Linked DNA regions of Homo sapiens: region 2 is linked to region 1. Evidence: read pairs that join two places in POLR2A ChIA-PET (ENCODE). Cell type or tissue: PC-9. All regions are shown on one strand. Links, peaks and the distances in the headings refer to the core of each region. The heading gives the core; the rest is flanking DNA.

What was found. ChIA-PET counts read pairs that join two places held together with the same protein. Peaks named below come from ENCODE experiments on the same cell type or tissue, not always from the same donor. Only the 100,000 strongest peaks of a DNase experiment are listed, where the experiment ranks them.
Region 2: POLR2A ChIA-PET joins it to region 1 with 7 read pairs; 4 of 35 experiments call an interaction of 5 or more read pairs at or near these places.

What each region holds. Positions count from the first base shown.
Region 1 is chr19:55,323,695-55,331,290 of GRCh38, reverse strand. It overlaps TMEM150B (transmembrane protein 150B), which reads left to right and starts at 5,950. Exons shown (of 8, transcript NM_001282011.2): 1 at 5,950-6,019. In PC-9, for the core only: no CTCF peak of the experiment used is centred there; DNase peaks (open chromatin) are centred at 1,300 and 3,580; H3K27ac peaks cover 1,007 bases.
Region 2 is chr19:55,574,641-55,580,938 of GRCh38, reverse strand. It overlaps ZNF579 (zinc finger protein 579), which reads left to right and starts at 91. Exons shown (of 2, transcript NM_152600.3): 1 at 91-144; 2 at 1,298-4,165. The coding sequence starts at 1,300. The coding sequence ends at 2,988. In PC-9, for the core only: no CTCF peak of the experiment used is centred there; no DNase peak of the experiment used is centred there; H3K4me3 peaks cover 118 bases.

The DNA of each region.
Region 1 (7,596 bases), core at 1,234-6,233:
TCCTCCGGTGTCCATCAAGTCTTCAGGTGGCTGTGCAGCCCTGGTCCATGTCTTACTGCAACCTTCCAAGCACCCCAAAACCAGAATCGCTCAGCTAAGCCGTTCCGAAATGTATGACCCATAAAAACCAGGTGAAGTAAATGTTTATCGTTTTCTGGAGTTGCTGTGCTGAATTAGCACACGCCTAGATTAAAATCTAACTTTCTAGGCCGGGCGTGGTGGCTCACGCCTGTAATCCCAGCACTCTGGGAGGCCAAGGCAGGCGGATCACAAGGTCAGGAGTTCGAAACCAGCCTGGCCAACATGGTGAAACCCCGTCTCTACTAAAAATACAAAAATTAGCCGGGTGTGGTGGCGGGCGCCTGTAATCCCAGCTAGTTGGGAGGCTAAGGCAGGAGAATCACTTGAACCCGGGAGGCAGAGGTTGCAGTAAGCGGAGAACGCACCACTGTGCTCCAGCCTGGATGACAGAGCCAGACTCCGTCTCAAAAAAAAAAATCTAACTTTCTTACAATGGCCCCCGGGCCCCGCCCAGTTTGTCCCCTCATTACCTCTCTCACCTTATTGGAACTATTCTTCCCACCACTCACCCTGGTAAGGTCCCACCATGCCTAGCTAATTTTTTGTATTTTAGTAGAGATGGAGTTTCACCATGTTGGCCAGGATGGTCTCAATCTTCTGACCTTGTGATCCACTCGCCTCGGCCTCCCAAAGTGCTGGGATTACAGGTGTGATCCACTGCACCCAGCCAGTAGCAGAGCTTTAAGTCAGCGCAAGTCGCTTCTGAGAATGGGGCCCCTGGTGGCTACACAGGTTACCTCCCCCTGGCTACCACTACATATCTCTTTATTTATTCGTTTATTGCTAGAACATAAGTGCCAGGAGGGCAGGACCCTTGTCCTGTTCAGAGTTGAGTCTCAATATCAAAAAGCAGTGCCTGGCATATCACTGGCATGAGATAAAGATTTGCTGAATGAGGCTGGGCGCGGTGGCTCACGCCTGTAATCCCAGCACTTTGGGAGGCTGAGGCGGGTGGATTACGAGGTCAGGAGTTCGAGACCAGCCTGGCCAAGATGGTGAAACCCTGTCTCTACTGAAAATACAAAAATTAGCCGGGTGTGATGGCGACGCCTGTAATCCCAGCTACTAGGGAGGCTGAGGCAGGAGAATCGCTTGAACCCAGGAGGCAGATGTTGCAGTGAGCCAAGATTGAGCCACTGCATTCTAGCCTGGGTGACAGAGCAAGACTCAGCCTCAAAAAAAAAAAAAAAAAAATTGCTGAATGAGTCAATGACTAACCACAACAATGCAAGAAGTCAGATCCTGAAGAAAAGAGGGAATATTAGGTCAAAAGAGGATTGTTATCCATTGAATGGGAGAAAATATTTGGAAATCATTATATCTGATAATGATCGCCTTATAATCCAGAATATATAAAGAATCCTTGGCCAGGCATGGTGGCTCACGTCTGCAATCCCAGCACTTTGGGAGGCCAAGGCAGGCGGATCACGCGGTCAGGAGATCGAAACCATCCTGGCTAACATGGTGAAACCCTGTCTCTACTAAACAACAACAACAAAAAATTAGCCGGGCATGGTGGCAGGCGCCTGTAGTCCCAGCTACTCGGGAGGCTGAGGCAGGACAATGGCATGAACCCAGGAGGCGGAGCTTGCAGTGAGCCGAGATCGCGCCACTGCACCCCAGCCTGGGCGACAGAGCAAGACTCCATCTAAAAAAAACACAAAGAATCCCTAAGCCGGGCACGGTGGCTCACACCTGTAATCCCAGCACTTTGGGAGGCTGAGGCGGGTGGATCACCTGGGGTTAGGAGTTCGAGATCAGCCTGGCCAACATGGTGAAACCCTGTCTCTACTAAAAATACAAAAAAAAAAAAAAAAATTAGCCTGGTATGGTGGCAGGCACCTGTAATCCCAGCTACTCCGGAGGCTGAGGCAGGAGAATCACTTGAACCTGGTAGGTGGAGATGGCAGTGAACCGAGATCATGCCACTGCACTCCAGCCTGTGTGACACAGTGAGACTCCACCTCAAAAAAAAAAAATTCTTATGACTCAATAATAAAAAGACAGACAACCGAATTTCAAAAATGAACAAAGATCTGACATTTCTCCAAAGAAATATGCAAATAGCCAATGAATGCATGGAAAAATGTCCAACGTCATTAGTCACTAGGGCAATACAAATTCAACCCACAAGGAGACACCACTTCACACCCTCCAGAATGATTACCATCAGAAAGACACATCAAATGGGGGACGGTGGCACAGGCCTGTAATTCCAGCTACCTGGGAGGCTGAGGCAGGAGGATCTCTTGAGGCCAGGAGGCTGAGGCAGGAGGATCTCTTGAGGCCAGGAGGCTGAGGCAGGAGGATCTCTTGAGGCCAGGAGGCTGAGGCAGGAGGATCTCTTGAGGCCAGGAGGCTGAGGCAGGAGGATCTCTTGAGGCCAGGAGGCTGAGGCATGAGGATCTCTCTCTCTTTTTTTTTTTTTTTGAGATGAAGTGTTGCTCTGTCACCCAGGCTGGAGTGCAATGGCGCAGTCTCGGCTCACTGCAACTTCCGCCTCACAGGTTCAAGCCATTCTCCTGCCTCAGCCTCCCGAGTAGCTCGGATTACAGGCGTGTGCCACCATGCCCAGCTAATTTTTCTTTTTTTTTAGTATAGACGGGGTTTCGCCATGTTGGTCAGGCTAGTCTCCAACTCCTGACCTCAAGTGATCCGCCTGCCTCAGCCTCCCAAAGTGCTGGGATTACAGGCATGACTCCTGGCCAGGCAAAGGGATCTCTTGAGGCCGGGAGTTCGAGGCTGTAGTGTGCTATGACACTACCTGTGAATAGCCACTGAACTCTGGCCTCAGCAACAAAGCCAGATCTCATCCCTAAAAAAGATTGTAATGTAATTTTAAAAAGACCGATAATAGCAGGCACTGTTGCCGGTGTGGAGAGATTGAAACCCTCATGCACTGCTGTCAGGAATGTAAAATGGTGTAAATCGTGTACACATGGCGGAAAGTAGTTTAGCAGTTCCTAAAAATGTTACTATACAACCCAGTAATTCTACTTCTAGGTAGAATGGTGGCAGGTGCCTGTAACCCCAGCTACTCGGGAGGCTGAGGCAGGAGAATTGCTAGAACCCGGGAGGCAGAGGTTGTAGTGAGCCGAGATCGCGCCACTGCACTCCAGCCTGGGCAACAAGAGCAAAAGTCCATCTCAAAAAAAAAAAAAAAAAAGAACATATGAGCAAATGGCTGGCCGGATAGGCAGGTGGGTGGATGAGTGGAGAAATAACTAGCTGGAGGAATGCACAAAGGCATGAACATATGCACAGATAAATGGATGTTTCAGGAGAAGGTTGGATGGGTGAAGATAAGGAGGGATATTCAAGGGCATTGCATGGCACATAGGAAGGAACCAAACTTTACAGCCAGACAGACCCAAGCTGCTCCACTCGGTAGCTGAGTGACATTGGGCAAGTACGGTAGCCAGGTGGCTCACCCTTCCTGAAAGAACTTGATTAGCAGGGAGGACTTCAGCTGGTCTCCAGCCTCCAGCAGTAGCACCTTCAGCAGTGTTTGATTTGGATTGCTATTACATTCTTTTTATGCAGCCTTGACCGATGACTAAGCATGGGGTGGGGAGCAGAGCCTGGCCGTTTCTGCCCAATGTGGACACCTCTAAAGTCAATGTGCTAAAGTGTTTATTTATTTATTTATTAAATTTAACTTTTTGGCCAGGCGCGGTGGCTCTCACCTGTAATCCCAACACTTTGGGAGGCCGAGGCGGGCGGATCACGAGGTCAGGAGATCAAGACCATCCTGAATAACACAGTGGAACCTCATCTCTACTAAACATACAAAAAAAAAAAAAAAAAAATTAGCCGGGCGTGGTGGCGGGCGCCTTTAGTCCCAGCTACTCGGGAGGCTGAGGCAGGAGAATCCTTTGAACCCGGGAGGCGGAGCTTGCAGTGAGCCGAGATCGCGTCACTGCACTCCAGCCTGGGCCAAAGAGCGAGACTCCGTCTCAAAAAAAAAAAAAAAAAGTTAAATTTAATTTTTAAATTATTTATTTATTTATTTATTTATGTATTTATTTATTTATTTTTTGGGACGGAGTCTCGCTCTGTCGCCCAGGCTGGAGTGCGGCGACGCGATCTCGGCTCACTGCAACTGCCGCCTCCCGGGTTCCCGCCGTTCTCCTGCCTCAACCTCCCGGGTAGCTGGGACCACAGGCGCCCGCCACCACGCCCGGCTAATTTTTTTGTATTTTTAGTAGAGATGGGGTTTCACCATGTTAGCCAGGATGGTGTTGATCTCCTGACCTCGTGATCCGCCCGCCTCGGCCTCCCAAAGTGCTGGGATGACAGGCGTGAGCCACGGCGCCCGGCCCACTCTAAGCATTTTAAAGTATAATTCGGTGTCGTCTAGCACAGTCCCAATGTTGTGCAACCTTCGTCTCTATCTAGTTCCAAAACAGTTTCATAACCCCCATAAGGAAACTCCAAATAAGCAATCATTTCCCATCCTCCCCTCTTCCCACCCCTTGCAACCACTGACTTGCTTTCGGTCTCCATGGACTTGCGTATGGGTGATCTTTGCACCACATTTCCCAGCTGACCTGACCGGGGTTCTCAGAACTGCACATGGTCTGTGATTCTTCCACTCTCCCCATCTCCTTTCTCCAGTGTCAGACCCAGACCCACTCACGTTGCAGTCTGAAGTCTCTCCCAGCCACTCCTGGTCTTTCTCCTCCTTTTTCTTTTTTTCTTTTTTTTTTTGTATTTTTAGTAGAGACGGGGTTTCACCATATTGGCCAGGCTGGTCTTGAACTCCTGACCTCGTGATCCGCCTGCCTTGGCCTCCCAAAGTGCTGGGATTACAGGCTTAAGCCACCGCGCCTGGCCTTTCTCCTCCTTTATCCTTCAGCAACCTCATCCCCAGTCAATCTCTTGCTTTTCTTTTCTTTCTTTCTTTTTTGTTTTTTTGAGAGGGAGTTTCGCTCTTGTCGTCCGGGCTGGAGTGTAGTGGCACAATCTCGACTCACTGCAACCTCCACTTCCTGGATTCAAGCGATTCTCCGGCCTCAGCCTCTTGAGTAGCTGGGATTACAGGCGCCCGCCACCATGCCCAGCTAATTTTTGTATTTTTAGTAGAAACGGGGTTTCGCCATATTGGCCAGGCTGGTCTCGAACTCATGACCTCAGGTGATCCACCCGCCTCAGCCTCCCAAAATGCTGGGATTACAGGCGTGAGCCACCGGGCCCGGTCAGACAGGCATTCTTTTAGGGTCTTATGTGGATAACCCCAATAAACCCTCACAATTGCACGAGGGCAGACCATCATGATCCCTGTTTTGCAGACAAGAAAACAGAGGTCCGAGACCCATCTATCTCTAGAGGTGTACATCCCCTCCCTGGGGAAGGTTCTGAGACCTCTGTGTTCCTAGACGTCTACATCCCCTCTCTGGGGAAACTTCCAGGCAGGGGACATAGACATCTAGGGATATAAAAATAAAAATAGGCCGGCCGCGGTGGCTCACGCCTGTAATCCTAGCACTTGGGAGGCCGAGGCGGGTGGAACACCGGATGTCAGGAGTTTGGGACTAGCCTGACCGACATGGAGAAACCCTGTTTCTACTAAAAAAATACAAAATTAGCCGGGTGTGGTGGTGCATGACTGTAATTCCAGCTACTTGGGAGGCTGAGCAGGAGAATCGCTTGAACCCGGGGGCAGAGGTTGCGGTCAGCTGAGATCGCGCCATTGCACTCCAGCCTGGGCAACAAGAGCGAAACTCCGTCTCAAAAATAAAAAATAAAATAAAAAAATAAAAATAAAAATAAAAACCAGTCCCCACCACCAACCACAAGCGGTTTCCTCAATATGAAAGTGCAACGTCATCTTTCTCAGAGGAAAAGCACAGCCTCTTCCCCTCGGCTGAGCCAGGCCAGCAGCCCTAGCTTCTGGAAGGATCCTTCAGGCTCCAGACACCCAACCTACCCGTGGCCGGTGAGTGGGGCCTAATTCCCAACTTGAAAGTAGCTCGGCAGGCTGGAGCCCTGTCCCCTGTCCTCCCAGGGAGGGTCCAAGCAGGTCACATAAGCACCGTGGGGACACCAGTGAGCCAAACTCATCTTTGTGCCAGGACACCGAGTTGGGTATGGAGGCTCAGAGCGGGGACAAGTCTTCCTTAGGATCACCTGGGCTTTCTCGTCTTTATTATTATTATGTTTTTGGAAGAGAAGTGGGAATCAGCCAGGTGGCAAACACAGGACAGGGCAGGGCAGGAGATCAGTGTTGAGGGCCGACGGAGGAGCAGGTAGCATGGACCCCTCCCTCCCCTGGGCTCCCTCATAGCTTTGTGTGACTTCCTTTAGAGGAGCTGTCACCTGCTGATCATCTGTGTTGCCCACAGACAGGGATTCCCCTGAGGGCAGGGGGTGGCTCAGATTCATGTCTGGGCAAACGGAGACCTCCGGAAAAAGAAGCGAAAGGAGGAAGACGAGACCCAGAGGAGAGGCATTTGGCAGCAGAAGGGGTGAGGAGGACTTGGAGAGCTTTGCCCTCTATCAGCCCCACTGGGACAGGATTTATTTTTTATTTTATTTATTTATTTTATTTTATTTATTTTTGGAGACGGAGTCTCACTCTGTCGCCCAGGCTGGAATGCAGTGGTGCGATCTCGGCTCACTGCAACCTCCGCCTCCTGGGTTCAAGCGATTCTCCTGCCTCAGCCTCCCGAGTAGCTGGGATTACAGGTGCCTGCCACCACACCCGGCTAATTTTTGTATTTTTAGTAGAGACGGGGTTTCACTATGTTGGCCAGGCTGGTCTCAAACTCCTGATCTCATGATCTGCCCACCTCGGCCTCCCAAAGTGCTGGGATTGCAGGCGTGAGCCACCATGCCCGGCCACCCAGCTAATTTTTTTTTGTATTTTTAGTAGAGACAGGTTTTCACCATGTTGGCCAGGCTGGTCTCGATCTCCTGACCTCAGGTGATCCACCTGCCTCAGCCTCCCAAAGTGCTGGGACTACAGGCGTCAGCCACCTTGCCCAGCCGACCCTGGCTGTTTAAAAAATAAAAATAAAAAATAAAGGAATGAAACACTAATACATGCCACAACATGGATGAATCTCAAAAACATTACACTGAGCATAAAATACACCAGACGGGTTGGGCGCGATGGCTTCCGCCTGTAATCCCAGCACTTTGGGAGGCTGAGGCAGGGGGATCACTTGAGGTCAGCATTTTGAGGCCAGCCTGGCCAACATGGTGAAACTCTGTCTTTATCAAAAAATGCAAAAATTAGCCAGGCATAGTGGCGGGCACCTGTAATCCCAGCTACTTGGGAGGCTGAGGCATGAGAATCACTTGAACCCAGGAGGTGGAGGTCCCAGTGAGCCAAGATTGTGCCACTGCACTCCAGCCTGGGCAACAGAGGGAGACTCTGTTTCAGAAAAAAAAAAAAAAAAAAAAGGTTGGGCGCAGTGTCTCACGCCTGTAATCCCAGCACTTTGGGAGCCTGAGGCGGGTGGATCACCTGAGGTTGGGAGTTCGAGACCAGCCTGGCCAACATGGTGAAAC
Region 2 (6,298 bases), core at 1,299-6,298, 250 kb before region 1:
TTTCCGGGGGGAAGGCTTAGGCAGTGACACCGAGCCCAGCCTCCTCCTCCACCCCCCACCACGCTCAGGCCCCCCTCCCTCCCCGCCACCACCGTCCGCGTTTGGCCGGCCGTGGGGAAGGAAGAAAGGAGCCAAGGAGGCGAGGTAAGAACCCAGCCCCAGCGACCAGGACCAAGCCCCAGGCCCAGGGCTGAGAAATCCTCAAGGCCTCGACCCGGCCCCAATTCTGCTGATCATGCCTTCGGGGAGCTGCAGGCTTGGCCCGGAGGAGATCGGCCCCCCTCTAGGACCTGGGACCCCCGACCCCCACCAGCCTCCCTCCCGAGTCCAGGGGTCCGGCCCTCAGTCGCCTCCTCCCTGGGGATTCCCGGCAGCTGGGTCCCCAGCCCCCGCCTCCCCCTTGTCCTGGGAGCCCAGCCCCCTCCCCAGCCCCTCCTCCACCGGGACCCAGGAATCCACACCTCCTCCATACCAGAGTCCAGATTCCCCAATCCGTCATGACCTGGACCCAGGAGTCTCAATCCCCAGCTCCCATCCCCATCAGTCCCAAGAGTCTGGGCCCCTAGCCCCCTCCCAACTCAGACCAGAAGTCTGAACCCTCCTACTCCCCGACCTCTCCCAGCCCCTGGCATCTGAGAACACACTCTATTTCCGGGGCCTACCGGCTTCAAATCCCACCCCCTCCACTCAGGCCCCATGGGCTGTGTCCCAGCCCCTCCCAAAACGTTCAGCCTGGCCGGGGGACCTGGAGCAGAAGCGGTTCGCTGACTTTGTCCCCCTCCGTGCCTCTGCCCAGTTCACTCCCTCTGTGTCTCTGTCTCCCTGTCTCTCCGGCCCCCAACCCGCCACTGCTCTTCTGATCTCTGCTCTTGCACTATCTCTGCCTCTGGTTCTCCAAGTCTCTTTGTTTCCTCTTCTCTGTGTCTCTGTCTCTCTGCTGGGTGTTCCTCACTCTCCTCTGTCTCTTCTCTGCTCTGCCTTTCACCATCCTGTCTTTCTGCGACTCCTGGTCTCTGTCTGTCCATCCCCACTTCTCTGTGTCTCCCATCTCTGCCTTCTCCTGTCTCTATTCCCTGCTCTGTCGCTCTGTCTCTGATCTCTCTCCTCCTGTCTCTCCATCTCTGGCCTCCCCTCGGTGTCTCTCATCTTTGTCTCTGTCTCATATCTCTCTCCTGGCTAAATACCTGACCCTCTCTGCCTCTCCATCTCTGACTGTCTCTGCTTCTCTTTCTGCCACACCCCACGCACCTCTTTTTATCTCTGCCCCGCTTCCCATCTCTCCCCTCTCTCCCCACAGGCATGGATCCGCAGCCTCCTCCACCCGCCCAGGGCAGCCCACCTCACCGTGGCCGAGGCCGGGGCCGTGGCCGAGGCCGTGGTCGGGGCCGTGGCCGTGGCAGGGGGGGCGCTGGAGCCCCTAGGGCGCCCCTGCCCTGCCCCACCTGCGGCCGCCTCTTCCGTTTCCCCTACTACCTCTCCCGGCACCGGCTGAGCCACTCGGGGCTCCGGCCCCACGCCTGCCCGCTGTGCCCCAAGGCCTTCCGCCGGCCGGCCCACCTTTCCCGCCACCTGCGCGGCCACGGGCCCCAGCCCCCGCTGCGCTGCGCCGCCTGCCCCCGCACCTTCCCAGAACCGGCCCAGCTCAGGCGCCACCTGGCTCAGGAGCACGCGGGCGGCGAGGTCGAGCTGGCCATCGAGAGGGTGGCCAAGGAGACGGCCGAACCCAGCTGGGGCCCGCAGGACGAGGGCTCGGAGCCGCCCACCACCGCTGCAGCAGGGGCCACGGAGGAGGAGGCGGTCGCAGCGTGGCCTGAGACGTGGCCTGCGGGGGAGCCTTCCACGCTGGCTGCGCCCACCAGCGCCGCGGAGCCCCGGGAGTCGGAGTCGGAGGAGGCCGAGGCCGGGGCAGCAGAGCTGAGGGCCGAGCTGGCGCTGGCGGCCGGGCGGCAGGAGGAGAAACAGGTCCTGCTCCAGGCAGACTGGACGCTGCTGTGTCTGCGCTGCCGCGAAGCCTTCGCCACCAAGGGCGAGCTCAAGGCGCACCCGTGTCTGCGCCCCGAGGGCGAACAGGAAGGGGAAGGGGGGCCCCCGCCACGCCCCAAGCGACACCAGTGCTCCATCTGCCTCAAGGCCTTCGCCAGGCCCTGGTCCCTGTCGCGCCACCGGCTGGTCCACTCCACCGACCGCCCTTTCGTGTGCCCAGACTGCGGCCTGGCCTTCCGCCTCGCCTCCTACCTCCGCCAGCACCGCCGCGTCCACGGCCCCCTCAGCCTGCTGGCCCCGCTGCCCGCGGCGGGCAAGAAGGACGACAAGGCCTCGGGTGCACGGAACTCAGCCAAGGGGCCGGAGGGGGGCGAGGGGGCGGAGTGCGGGGGTGCCTCGGAAGGGGGAGAAGGGCAGAACGGAGGCGACGCCGCCCCGGCTCGGCCCCCCGCCGGGGAGCCCCGCTTCTGGTGCCCAGAGTGCGGCAAAGGTTTCAGGCGCCGGGCGCACCTGCGGCAGCACGGGGTGACCCACTCGGGAGCGCGCCCCTTCCAGTGCGTGCGCTGCCAGCGGGAGTTCAAGCGCCTGGCCGACCTGGCGCGCCACGCACAGGTGCACGCGGGGGGCCCAGCCCCGCACCCGTGCCCCCGCTGCCCGCGCCGCTTCTCGCGCGCCTACAGCCTCCTGCGCCACCAGCGCTGCCACCGCGCAGAGCTGGAGAGGGCCGCCGCGCTGCAGGCACTGCAGGCCCAGGCCCCGACGTCGCCGCCACCGCCCCCGCCGCCCCTGAAGGCCGAGCAGGAGGAAGAAGGGCTCCCGCTGCCCCTCGCAAACATTAAGGAAGAGCCGCCCTCTCCGGGGACCCCACCCCAGTCCCCGCCGGCTCCCCCTGTCTTCCTCAGCGCCTCCTGTTTCGACAGCCAAGACCACTCAGCCTTCGAGATGGAGGAGGAAGAGGTAGACAGCAAGGCTCACCTGCGCGGGCTGGGGGGCCTGGCCTCCTGACCTTCGCCGCCCTGCCCTCCGCCGCTCCGCCTGAGCTCCCCGGTTTGCAGAATGGAGGAGGGAAGTTGAAGGAGCCACCTCCTCTGTCTACCCACCCGTCCCCTTCACGCCCTTGACACTAAGGAGTGGGGGGCCCTGGACTGCCCCTTCCTCCCCCATCGCCCGCCCCCAGAACCCCTGATGCTGGTTAGGAACCGCTCACCCCAACATGTGTCTTAAGGCAGGACGACTTGGAAAAAAAGGCGGCGGACAGTTGGCCAGAGGGATGGAGACTGGTGGGGACGCCCCCGCCTCCCTGTCCCCCGTTTCACACACTGGACACCATCACCTCTTTGGAACTGCCAGACCCTGGGGGTCCCCAGTGAGCAAAGGTCTGTCCTTGTCCCTTTGTCTGTCTGTGAATAAATGTGAGTTCGTGAAATCCAAGAGAGCGAGGTGTTCTGTGGAGGTGGGGCAGGCTGGGGGCGCTGGGGCGAGTCAGGATTTGTCCAGCCAACTCTGAACTTGGGTTCAGAGCAGGAAGGACACAGATGCATCAGAAAATATGTGGCCCTCAACCAAGCAAGAAGCCGGTGAAGGCTGGGTTGAGAAGAAACAGGAATGTGAGAAGATAGATCATCGTCACCGCTGCCCTGTGGAAGCTCCGCGCGATTATCCTCACCACTGCCCTGTGGAAGCTCCGCGCCTTACTCAGTCAATCTCTACCACACCCTTACTCTGTGTCAGCGGTGGTACTAGGCACTGAGGAGGAGTCCAATACCTTCCTCTGAAAGAGCTGGAATTCTAGCCCTGCATTGTCCAACATAACTTTTTTTTTTTCTCAGAAAAGTTTCCATAATCTTTCTTCCCTCACTCTGTTGCCCAAGCTGCAGTGCCGTGGTGCAGTCATAGCTCACTGCAGTCTCAAACTCCCAGACCCAAGCAATCCTCTTAGCCTCTCAAGGAGCTAGGACTACAGGTGCATGCCACCACACCCAGCTGATTGTTTCATTTCTTGCAGAGACGGAGTCTTGCTATCTTGCCCAGTCTGGGAGAACTTTTTGTGATGATGGGATATTCTACATCTTCACTGTCCAATATGATATCCAGCAGACACACGTGGCTATTTCCGTTTAAATTTAGAATATGGAAATGTAAAGACATTAAGATGAAATAAATGTAAAAGTTCGGTTCCTCAGTCACACTCTTCACTCTTTTTTTTTTTTTGAGAGAGAGAGAGAGTTTCACTCTTGTCGCCCAGGCTGGAGTACAATGGCACGACCTTGGCTCACTGCAACCTCCACCTCCCAGGTTCAAGGGATTCTCCTGCCTCAGCCTCCCGAGTAGCTGGGATTACAGGAGCCTGCTACCACAACCAACTAATTTTTTGTATTTTTAGTAGAGACGGGTTTCACCACATTGGCCAGGCTGGTCTCGAACTCCTGACCTCAGGTGATCCACCCGCCTCAGCCTCCCAAAGTGCTGGGATTACAGGCGTGAGCCACTGCACCCGGCCTCAGTCTCACTATTTCAAGGGCCAAAGAGCCCCATGTGGCTGGTGGCTGCCATATTGGACAGGACAGATCTAGAACATTACATCATTGAAAAAAGTCCTAGCAGGATGCAATATAGCACCAGGTATAAGGGCTACCAAGAGTAAACCACCAGACAGTATGATGGCAGAGCAGGACTGGGGGTTGGGGCTTCTCTGGCCAGGCGATGTTTGATTTGAATGAAGATGGAGGGAACCAGGTATGAGAGAGAAACATCTGTGAGAAGACAACACCAGACAAAGAAAAAACAGGGGCAAAGGCTAGGAGGTAGGTACTACAGGATTTTTTTTTTTTTTTTTGGACACAGGATCTTGCTCTATTGCCCAGGCTGGAGTGCAGTGGTGCGATCACAGCTCACTGCAGCCTCGACTTCCTGGCTCAAGGGATTCTCTCTTCTCAGCCTCCCAAGTAGCTGGGACTACAGGTGTGCACCATCATGCTTGACTAATTTTTATTTTATTTATTTATTTATTTATTCTTTTGAGACGGAGTCTCGCTCTGTCACCCAGGCTAGAGTGCGGTGGCGTGATCTCCTCTCACTGCAAGCTCCACCTCCCAGGTTCACGCCATTCTCCTGCCTCAGCCTCCCGAGTAGCTGGGACTACAGGCACCCGCCACCACACCCGGCTGATTTTTTGTATTTTTAGTAGAGACTGGGTTTCACCGTGTTAGCCAGGATAGTCTCGATCTCCTGACCTCGTGATCCTCCTGCTTCGGCCTCCCAAAGTGCTGGGATTACAGGAGTGAGCCACTGTGCCCGGCCATGCTTGACTAATTTTTAAATTTTTTGTGGAGATGGTGTCTCCCTATGTTGCCCAGGCTGGTCTTGGACTCCTGGGATCAAGGAAGCCTCCTGCCACAGCCTCCCAAAGTGCTGGGATTACCAGCATGAGCCACTGCACCTGGCCATTACTACATATTTTAGAAACTGCAGGTAATTGGAGGTGAGGTGGGAAGTTTCAATTTCTACACATCTTCAAGTTGTTGGGTTTTTTTGGTTTTTTGTTTTTTTGGTTTTTTTTTTTTCGAGATGGAGTCTTGCACTGTCACCCAGGCTGGAGTGCAGTGGCACGATCTCAGCTCACTGCAACCTCCGCCTCCCAGGTTCAAGCAATTCTCCTGCCTTAGCCTCCCGAGTAGCTGGGATTACAGGCGCCTGCCACCGCACCCAGCTAATTTTTGTGTTTTTAGTAGAGATGGAGTTTCACCATATTGGCCAGGCTGGTCTTGAACTCCTGATCTCGTGACCACCTGACCTCATGATCCACCCACCTCAGCCTCCCAAAGTGCTGGGATTACAGGCATGAGCCACCGCGCCTGGCCCAGTTGTTTTCTTTTTACCCGTTTATTTAGGTTCCAGGAGTGGAAGGAAGAGGGATATCTCTCAGCTAATCTTCCTTAAACACCTTTCTCTTTCCTTCTCTTGACATCCTGCTTTCCCCCAGCACCTTCGATGGTTCTCTCTTGCCCTATGCAAATAATGATGGGCGGGGTGCAGTGGTTTATGCCTATAATCCCAGCACTTTGGGAGGCTGAGGTGGGTGGATCACTTGAGGTCAGGAGTTCGAGACCAGCCTGACCAACAAGGTGAAACCCCGTCTCTACTAAAAATACAAAAATTAGCCAGGTTTGGCAGCGGGCGCCTGTAGTCCCAGCTACTCAGGAGGCTGAGACAGGAGAATTGCTTGAACCCAGGAGGTGGAGGTTGCAGTGAGCTGAGATTGCAACACTGCACTGCAGCCTGGGCGACAGAGCGAGACTCCATCTCAAAAAAAAAA